Regions from separate parts of the Homo sapiens genome. Here region 2 is linked to region 1. The links are chromatin contacts, found by Hi-C or POLR2A ChIA-PET in ENCODE. All regions are on one chromosome and are shown on one strand. The core of a region is the stretch at or near the end of the contact, and the rest is flanking DNA. Distances in the headings are between cores, read along the strand shown.

The links. Hi-C counts contacts between places; a loop is a spot of excess contacts on that map. ChIA-PET counts read pairs that join two places held with the same protein, here RNA polymerase II (POLR2A). Pooled maps may share reads with other maps.
Region 2: a map of MCF 10A shows a loop between it and region 1 (9-fold over the local background). The contact joins two enhancer-like sites. A Hi-C loop is called at or near these places in 1 of 168 maps with a recorded cell type or tissue (MCF 10A) and 1 of 50 pooled maps. POLR2A ChIA-PET finds 5 or more read pairs at or near these places in 1 of 52 experiments (MCF 10A).

Annotation. Positions count from the first base shown.
Region 1 is chr7:42,491,927-42,496,994 of GRCh38, reverse strand. No RefSeq gene overlaps it. Among named protein-coding and RNA genes, the nearest start is that of LINC01448, 210 kb to the left of the region's middle. RefSeq lists a silencer at 3,091-3,385 and enhancers at 3,091-3,385, 2,987-3,487. Within about 2 kb of position 2,099, at least 16 of the 41 ENCODE cell types and tissues checked have a DNase peak (open chromatin) inside an H3K27ac peak, as active enhancers do.
Region 2 is chr7:42,271,525-42,276,592 of GRCh38, reverse strand. No RefSeq gene overlaps it. Among named protein-coding and RNA genes, the nearest start is that of GLI3, 37 kb to the right of the region's middle. Within about 2 kb of position 3,137, at least 2 of the 41 ENCODE cell types and tissues checked have a DNase peak (open chromatin) inside an H3K27ac peak, as active enhancers do.

The DNA of each region.
Region 1 (5,068 bases), core at 850-3,349:
AAATATGGATTTTAGCTAATAATGACATGTCAATATTAATTCATTAGATGTAACAAATGTAGTATACTAACATCAAATATTTACAAGAGGGGAAAACGGGCATAGGGTATATAGAACTCTGCATTATCTTTGCAATTTTTGTAAATTTGAAGCTATCTATAATAAAATTTTATTGAGAAAATACATGTACTAGCTTAAGAGTACCAAAGGGATATTTCCAAGTAAGAAAAATGAAGGGGAAATCTACATAGTACAAAGAAGCAAAAGATGTGTTGCCAAGGTGAGTGGTGCAGAATGTAAGTAAGTGCTCAAAAAAGAAATATTAATAAAACACACACACACACACACACACACACACACACACACACACACACACACAAAATAGGGGTATGTGACAGGCCCAAGAATTGGACATGGGGATGCCCAATGACAAATGCCAGCTGAGGAGCCAGAATTGGGCTCCCCACGTGAACTGGGGAATATATTGTGAGTTCACAAATAAAAATCCAGATATCCTTACCCTCCAGATTGGAAATTAGCCTTCTGCCCCAGGTAATGGCTGTGAAACATGTTACTTGCTTGAGCTCAGAACACCAAGCCTATGTGTGGCTAGATACAGACCCTGAGTCGGAGCTGTGTGTGTAGTATAAACCTTAAGAAGATGCACTTACATAAAACATCACTGGGAGCCGATGAAATCCACAGGACCAGGCACAGGCAAGTGTGAAAACAATCCATTAGGAGGTCCTTATAACCCAAGGCACAAGATGCAAGATGAATTCATAGTCAAAAATTATAAAGCTTTTGAAGAAGTTCAACATCATAACAGTCTACAGACTCAACTAATGAGGGAATTTACATTTTAGGAGTTAGAAATAATGGAGCAATCTAAAAGAGATCTAAATATACCTGTTTGAAATGTCCTATGGAAGAAATAGCATGATAAAAATAAAAACAGAGTTTATGAAAGAAGAGTCAGTGGATTTTTTTTTCCAGTAGAAACGCTGAAAAAAATACAGTCACTGAGAAAAAATTCTAAAAAAAAAAAGTTGTAATCAATGGTTTTTAACCTTGGTTACGCATCATAGTTATTGATGTCCATCTCCTGACCCACACCGATTAAACCAGAAATTCTAGGGGTGGGACCAGGCATTGATATTTTGTTAATCTGCCAGGTGATTCTAAGCTACAGCCCCTATGTGAGGTACTCTGTTAACATATTAGACATAACTGAAGAGAGAAGTATTAACAACAGCAACAACAAAACTAGACATAGCCTGAGACAGAAAAGAGGAGAAAAAAAAGAGAATGACAAGATGATAAACAAACAAGTTAAGAAACATGAAGGATGTAATAAGAAAAGTCTGATTCATACACATAATATGCATTCCAGAAGGAGAGAATAGAGAGAATTGTGGAGGAGAATTCGTCAAACAGAAAATGGTTACATCTTTTCCAAAAATGATGCAATATATCAAAAGCTCCATTGGATGCTGAGTAGATAAATAAAAATAATCCAGACCTAGACACATGATAGGGAAATGTAAAGAGGAAATGCTGGAAGTAGGTGTGGGTGGAGGGCAATGAGGCATCTCTAATACTGATGTAATTGTTGCAAGAAAAAAATTAAAATGTAGTTGTAGTATCGGAGCCTATTCTAATGTGCACTCATGCGCAAAGTAATGCAAGGTTGCTTAGTGAATACTGACTACATGCCATGTGCTGTCCTAAGAACTGGCAGACAGAAAGATAAATAAGACATGGTGGAAGAACTCCAGGGAAGAGGAGAAAGGCATGTATACAACCATGGTGGATCGTATTAATAGCACCAATACTTCAAACCTCCCTGTGTCCAGTGATTTTTTTTGTGACTTTACAGTTCTTTCCAGAGTTTATTCTCCCATTGCCTTAAAAATTGGCTGACCTTGAACTTTCTTTAGACTAGAATTCACTGGACTTGATGGTAAGTTAATTCTGAGACTAGGTCTCAAGAGACCGCGAGTATTTCTGCTGTGCTTCTGCTTTACTCTGATGACATGCCCAGGCTAGCCTGCTGGAGGATGAGAGGCGTGGGAAGCAGAGATCAGTCACCCCGGTCACCCCAGCCAACAGCCAGCCATGAATGTAGGTGATCTCAGCCAAGATCAGTAGAGCCAACCATCCTACATGTCTGATGAACAAGTGGCTATTATTGCAGGCCATACAGATGCCATTGATACGCCAGCTCCCCATAATTCAATGTGACGGAGCACACAGAAACAATCAGCAGGAAAATAACTCCAAATTTTAATTTTTTTCCCCCTAAACCATATTACACTTGTTTCCTTGGTTTCACAAAGTTCCAGCTTGTTCCGTCTGGTAAATGTGTTGGTGGCAAAAGCTGTGAGACATGGTGGCAGATGAAATCTCTTGCCCTTAAATAGCTGTCAGCTCAAAACTATAAACAGTAAATACTGTGAAGCCTGTCTTAAACCGCAGCCCAAGGGAGCCGCAGAAATTGGATGCCTCATAGAAATGATCTTTAAGTAAAGGTTGAATACAATAGCCTTGGGGATATTTTCAAATGGTGGCTCCAGACAGAGTTGTCTGATGGGAAGCGTTCGCCAGGCTGGGCTTCCTGGAGTTTGCCTGCTCTGAGACACATAATGAAAAAGAGAGCTTCAGGGTTCATCAGGGGATGGCACAGAGGCTAGGAAAATCCAAAGTATTTTATAATGTCCAGGTAAATGCTCTACTTGTGGATTCATTAATTAGACTTTCAAAGATAAGAGGCCAAATAAAAAGCTGAACTTTTTCCTCAAAGCTTGCCTTCATCTCACTGAGCAACATGCAAAATGCCCCTCACAATAAATCGTTTCCCCTTCCCAGGTAGAGCCACCTGCATTTGGTGTGTGTGATTTGGGGTGTTGAAAGCTAGCCAAAGCAAGCAGGAATGAGAGGACTGGTTAGCAGCTCTGCTCCGCAGTGTGGGAAGTGGTTAGGCTGCAGAGGGGGCACCCTAATGCATGCCTTTTGAAATCAGAGCAGCTTAAGCCCTTGAGAGGGGATGTAGGGACCCTGGGGTCCCAAGGGGAAAGATCTTGCAGCCCTGATAAGAATGGGTGCCTGGCAAGGCTAAGCTGGAATGGGAATCTCCAGGCGTGGAGAGCGTCCACTCTTGCTGTGGTCAGAATCAGAACGGAGAATGCGGAGCATGAGACAGAGGCTTTCCGTAAACACGGCTCATTCTCAGAGCACTTCAGGGCTGGGTTCCCAGAGGGCGGACATTCCTAGAAATGGTGCAGATGCACAGCCCCTCCTTCCAGGGCACCGCCCCCGCAGCCCGGCAGAGCAACCGCAGACATTTATTTTCCTTCTCCGAATAACACCGCCGCGCTGGGTGGAAACGAACCCGAGAGCCCACACTTGGCCAGCGGCCGCGGGGAGTGGGCGCCAGCAGTAGGTCCCTGCTGGGGCTGTCGCTCAGCTTCTCCCTGCGGACCTCGGACACAGCCCCCACCAAGCTGCATGCGTCCCGGCCTCCTCCCTTTCCAAAATCCGGCTGCTCCTGCTGTCAGGCACCTGAGAGGGAGCTTCCCTTAGCCTTGGAATCGCTGCCAAGGGGTCGAGCAGACTTTTCAAATTCTCTCCCCCTCCCCGGAGCCCCCACCTTCACTTAGACATTTGTAGGTCACTATTTGTTTATTTATAATTTATTGATTGATCTTTAAAATTTAATAGGCATTAGAATCACATGACATCATGCTAACAGTTCCTGATGTGAAATCTGTCTGTTTCAAGATTTTATATAAAATATTCCATTATGTTATTACACTTGTAATCTGTAGACTCCCTGCGTTTGCATAGTAGCATCCTCAGCAGGGCGATGCAGACCCGGACTTCTTGTTGAAGAGAGGGAGGAAGCTTCCTCATAAAAGGCCAGACTCTCAGTGGGCTCCGTGTGAATCTGTCTCCACACTCACGGCTGTCTAATACTGCATGCCTCAGCGTTCTCATCTATGAAATGTGAATATTAGTAGTACCTATCTTATAGGATTTGTGCTATCAAAACGTAATCCATATTAAGTAGATAACTCAATGCTTGGCACATAGTGAGTACCCACTGTTAGTATTAGAATTGTTTCTGTAAATACTATTACTACTATTAAAATTTTTCTGAATCAGCTCTTTATTTGTGGATGACATGAAACCTTTTCAGAAGTAATTTAATGTATCTTATTACAAGGCAAATTCTTTTGGTTTTCATATTTTTCTAATAAATACAAGAGAAGCTGACAAAAACAAAATGATAAAGCAAAGAGAAAAGCGAAGGCAGGGAGATCAATTTTAATATCAAATAAAGCAAAGATATTGAGAGAGAGAGATTTTTGTGTTCATTGCAGACAACATTCCCATTCAAGATATAGCAGCAGAAAACAAACAGGCATACTAACAATTTCGTGCTTCTGACTTTGTACTCTTTGTCTAAAAAGTGACTCCTAAAATTGTATAAAATTCAGGGCCACAAATCTGAACTGCACCTGAAAACATGTAAAGCAAAAACTGTTAGGAGTGTAAGAAAATTAACAGCTTCCATATATTTGATTAGAAACAGTTGTAGAAGAATATTTAACAACACAGGAAGATGTTCGTGATATAGTACATACTAAAAGATTAATAACAGTTTCATGTACATATGTCCTGAGGTCAAGGACCAGTTTGCCAAACAGACCAGTTCCCCTTGGAGAGTCACCTTAAAGTCCTAATTAGCCTATTAAAGGCTCTGAGAAATCCAAACACCAAGTTTAACTCTTAAATATAGTGTTTTCTACCACTTTTATTTGAGAATGCAGAACTTTTTCACAATACTCATATTAAACTTCTTTTGAACAATTTTTAATATACACCTTTTTGGGATATGCTATCCTAGAAGCACGTCCATTAGAATCAAATTAAAAAAAAAGAAAAGCCAACTCTATCAGGTGTGAGTGTGTGTGTGTGTGTGTGTGTGTGTGTGTGTGTAATATAAATTGTATAACTATGTAAATATGATATAAAAGGCTACTGGAAAGGATACCAATTATCACTT
Region 2 (5,068 bases), core at 1,888-4,387, 220 kb after region 1:
AAAGTATCTTTGTCTTGGGACTCCCAGCAGGCTGAACTGATTCAGATGGTCCCCATTTTAAAGAATGTGAAATGAAAAGGTCATAGAGGCCTTGGGTCTTACACATTAGGAACAAACCACCCACCTACCCTCCTAGTCCTAGAAACAAAATGTTTCTACTGACTTCAAGAAGAGTGACTTTTTCTGCCAAAAGCCGTTTCTGCCTATTTGGGTTTTCAGAGCTAAAAATAGCAAAGATTTTTAAAATATTGTATGTAAGCCACAAATATTATACAATGATCACATCCTGGCCAATTCTCATATCCCATCAGTAGCCTGGTGGGCTGACCATCTTGGCTCTGGTTTTATAAATGGCCAAAAACTTGTGTGTGCCTCAGTTCCTGCCTATATAGAAGTATCTAATTCCAGAAAGTTAATACAGGTGATTAAATAGTGGTTGCCTTTCACTCCCACAAAATGCAACCATCTGGATACCTATTACATGAGAAAGATTACTGAACAGAGAGTTCTAGAGTTGAATCTCACTTTCTTACTTACTGAGCATTTGCTTTTTCCACATTATGTAACCTCTCAGAGATCTGGTTTCCTTAGTGCTTGGCACCTGAATTGTCAGTATCAGTAATTGTATGAATGAACAAAGGAATGAATGAAGAATGACTCTTAGCTCCCCCTACCTATCAGGATTTTGGCAAGTACCATTTCAGAAATGATGGGTCAAAATGTTTGCAAACTGAAAAATATCATAAAAAATGTAAGATGTGGTTATTGTTAAAATCAATAATAATAACAGTAGTAATCTAACACTGATTATGTAAGCAAAAAGAGCCTTATTTCGTGCAATCAAACACTTCCTCAGAATCCATGTGGTTGATTTCCTATATTATATTCATAAAAGAATCAATATTTTTAAGAGTTTTTACTTACACAAAATCTAAACACACTTAGAATATGCTTTTCTGTTGGTTTGTTTTGGTTTGGTTTTTGAGTCAGGGTCAGGCTCTGTCACTTGGGCTGGAGTGCAGTGGCATGATCACAGTTCACTGTAGCCTCAACCTCCTGGGCTCAAGCAATCCTCCCACCTCAGCCTTCTGAGTAACTGGGACCACAGGCAGTGGCCACCACACATGGCTAATTTTTTTTTTTTTTCAGCATCAGGGTTTTGCTATGTTGCCCAGGCTGGTCTCAAACTCCTGGGCTCAAGCAATCCTCCCGACTCAACCTCCCAAAGTGCTGGGATTGCAGGTGTGAGCCACCACGCTTGGCCTAGAATATGCTTTAAAACTTAATTCTTTATACAGTAGTAGTTTTTTATTCACATCAGAAGCATCAGTTTAGAAAGCTTAGCAAGATGACCAGAGAAAAAGTGAAAGGTGAGAATTGATGCACTGACAGTGAGAAAGAGGACTGGGGAAAAAAACTATTAAAACTTCTGGATTAAAGGACTAGATTGTGATTATGTAATGTAGATGCAAGTATCCCACTCTTAGAAAACCCTATGGGTATCACTTTATTACAGCGTTTTGCAACAACTGATATTAATAGTGATGACAAAGGCCACATAATTAGTATGAGTACCTGCTAGTTAAAAGCCAAAGAAATGATTAGTGCACATCTTTGGAACAATTTCCAGTAAAAAAAAGGTTCTTAAAAATTTTGGTGCTTTAAAGAGCAATTCTCTATTTGTGGTCCAGGAATATTACATCATTCTATATTTCATTCCTCATGGGTCAAGTTTTCTCTGCCTTAAAGGTTGGTACTAACTCCAAGCAAAACCTTTCTTTGTCTTCCCTCCCAAATTGAGGACACATCAGCTCAAGGGTTCTCCAAGCATAGTTCTGGGGACCTGCTAACAGACCTTCTCAGAGATATGAAAGTCCACTTGTGAGTTCTTTTTGGTGGCTGACTCATAATTCCATAGAACCTTACCACTTAGAGCTATTTTTTATAACTTCCTAATTGAGATATTAAATATAACTAAAATTTGATAATTTATGGACTAAAATTAGCAAGTTCTTTGAGTTTACTGAGAATTCTAAATTAGTATCTTTTTTAAATACAGCAGCCACACAAGGCTCTAACTTTACAAATACTCTACTGTGCATACACATACAGACTGGAAACTTTCCATTTGGGGGGACCAGGTACTTTGTTATTAATTTTTCCTTTTCGCTATCTTAAATTCATTGTAATTTGTAATTGCTCCCATTTTTTGCTTTTTTAAGTATAAATTACTTCTTGACCTGATCATGTTGTGAGTTGATTGGTTATTCCCACAGCGTGGTGAGACAGCTAGATCAGCAATTTTTCTGACATAAAACTTCAAATTACTGGCCTTTACCACATACATATTTTGCAATTCAAGCATGACTCACTTTCTATTACTAATACGTATATGGAAAATCATCCCACTTTTTGTTTCGTACAATGCCTGTGCATTTGCGTTGTTTATACCATGAAGTTAACTGTAATAACATTACTGGACTATTTTTTAAGTTTACAGAACACAATTTCATAATATAAAACCTTGCATAGAAGTTAATAATTTCACAGTAAATATTAAGCAATTCATATATGCTTCTACCAAGTTTATTTGTGTATTTTATCCTTCCTTCTTTGTTACCCCAAAGTTATTTTCTACTGAAGAGTAATAATGGGAGTTAGGGACAGGGAGGCTTTTGCCTACTTCAGAACGCTGAGATTAGGGCTGTGGGGGAAGGGGAGAACAGAGTCTTTAACCAAAAAACAAAACAAAACAAAAATGCCAGGGAGCCTTAAAAGGTAGTTCTCTAAGTTACCAAAATCATATTGTTCTCCAGAATATATCATTATAACTAAAACAGTGTTGCACATGGAGACCCATCCAAATTATGTTTGCCCATGAGCTCCATAAAGAAGCCAAATATGTGTGACTCTGTTGCCCTGCAACAGGCATCTCCTGACTCCTCTGGCTGGTCATCTCACTATGCAGAGGCAGATTTACATCCAGATCATTTTAATCAGACCAAGGTTCTCCGTTGGCCAAGGAAGTGTGGGAATGTCATTCCCCAGAATGCTGTGCATGGCTTCCTCCCCACCCTGGAGGCAGATTCTAGCTCCTTGCCTCTGTGTTCTAGACTGAGTCACAGGCATCCTCTCAGGCATCCTTGCTCCCTCTTGCTGCTTTTAGTTGCAGTGCACTGCTTTCTGCCTCATGTTTCATTCTCAGCTTTGTCTCTTTATCTTTGACATTATTAACAAAGCAAAACACCTTTCTCTTCGATTCATAACCTTAACTTGGGCCTGTATGTACCTTGAAGATCTTCCCTGGATAGTCCACTTAGCAGGTGGTTTAATCCACTTTTTAACACCTCCAGCAAAAGATCTGTTTTGTGGGTAAGGGGAATTGCTTCTAGTTGGGCTCTGGTAGTAAGTGCAAGAGCCACCAGTCCTGGGGCCGATTCTCTGACATGTGAATCACCATCACCAGCATAAATAAAAGCCTATCCTGTTAAGTATCTGCTTGAATACAATGTACCACTGCTAGTCTGGTTCTCCATTCCTGCTGAGTATCAGGAAACAATGTAGAAGCCTATGGCAGGGAAGGGCACCCACAGAGTAAAGTGATGGCCCCCAGGTTCTCTGGTTGAGTCAAATCATGGCTCTGAGTCAGGGGTCATAGAGTGGAGAAGAGTTTAAATGTCTTTCATCCTTACTTCCATCAATTTTATGAGCCAGAATGCTGTGTCTTAACAAGGTGGTGGGTGGGCAAGCTACCAGTTCTCTTTCTTCCATCTATCTCCACTAATCTTAACAGTTTGTGAAAATTCCTCAAAGATTCTGTCAGCTAATTTTTTTTGAGAATTATTTGTGTTTCTGCATCAAGTTTAGTGAGAAGTTATAAAAGGTCACGACTTTTTAAAGTATGTTTAACAAAGTATTTAAATTGAAAACAGGGACCTCCAATTTTAAAATAAATTTTTGACATTTTTCTCCCACAGTTCTATCACACTGACCAGAAAAAAAAAATTAGGCAGCTCTGAAAACGAGGATCACAGGCAACATTTTGGAAAGTTCTTAGATGTATTCCTAAAAATTACTACCAAGCATATTTAGTTGTGGCTGGATTGAAATGCAGAACAAGTTTGTACATGCTTTGCCCTTCAAAATATACGATTTCCCTTTACAACAAAGTAGGTAGGACGAAGGTTCAAACTTCCCTCACTGTCTACTTCTAGCTGGGACATATGTGTTCTGTAACTGATGGGAAAAAGAGAAAAAGGAAATGTGTATAGCCATTACTGCCGAGGCACTGATTTCTGACACACATATTTATGCTCATCAGATCCATTCAGTGCTCCACGAGTTATCGGCATTCCCTTTTTACATTTGTTTAGAGGTTCCAGTTCAATGGAGAAGCAGATCTGTTTCATGGGCGGAGCTTCCTGCCCACTCCTAAGGGGCAACTGCTTCCTTCAGTTCAGTTCCGGTACTAAGCTGAAGAGCAACGTAGCCCTACAGTCAATTCTCTGACAATGTGAATCACAGGCATCTACACAAACCCAGCCTTTGAAGTGAACTCTTCACATATGTGTTCTATGCCTAAGTAAGAAGCAGAAGAGAATACATTTTACCCACAGGCAGATAGTTCCTTTCACATAAAATGCTATGGGTAGGAGTCAAGATATAAAGATGCCTGGGACAGGGGACCCTGGGCTGGGAGTTTTCCCTGGATGTATATGTTGAAGAGAGTCTATACTTATATAAAATATACGTGTTTCCCTAATTTTGAGAGAACTGAGCAGAGAACAGGTGAATTTTCCAATTAAATCCAGAAGAATCATACTAGATGAATAATGAGAAAAGGGAAGTAATTGAGTGCATTGACCTGCTCCACTGCCTTCCATCTGGGAGAACTCTTCATGGACCCAAGTGCAGGTGCACAGGACCAAGGGTCTGGGGCAGGGGATTCTCACTATATTTAAGGATAATTAAAGAGAAAACAACCACAATAATGGTGTAGTATCTATGGAGGAAATACAGCACCACAAGGAAAAAGTATTATTTGGAAGTTTGGGAGGCACAGTTCACC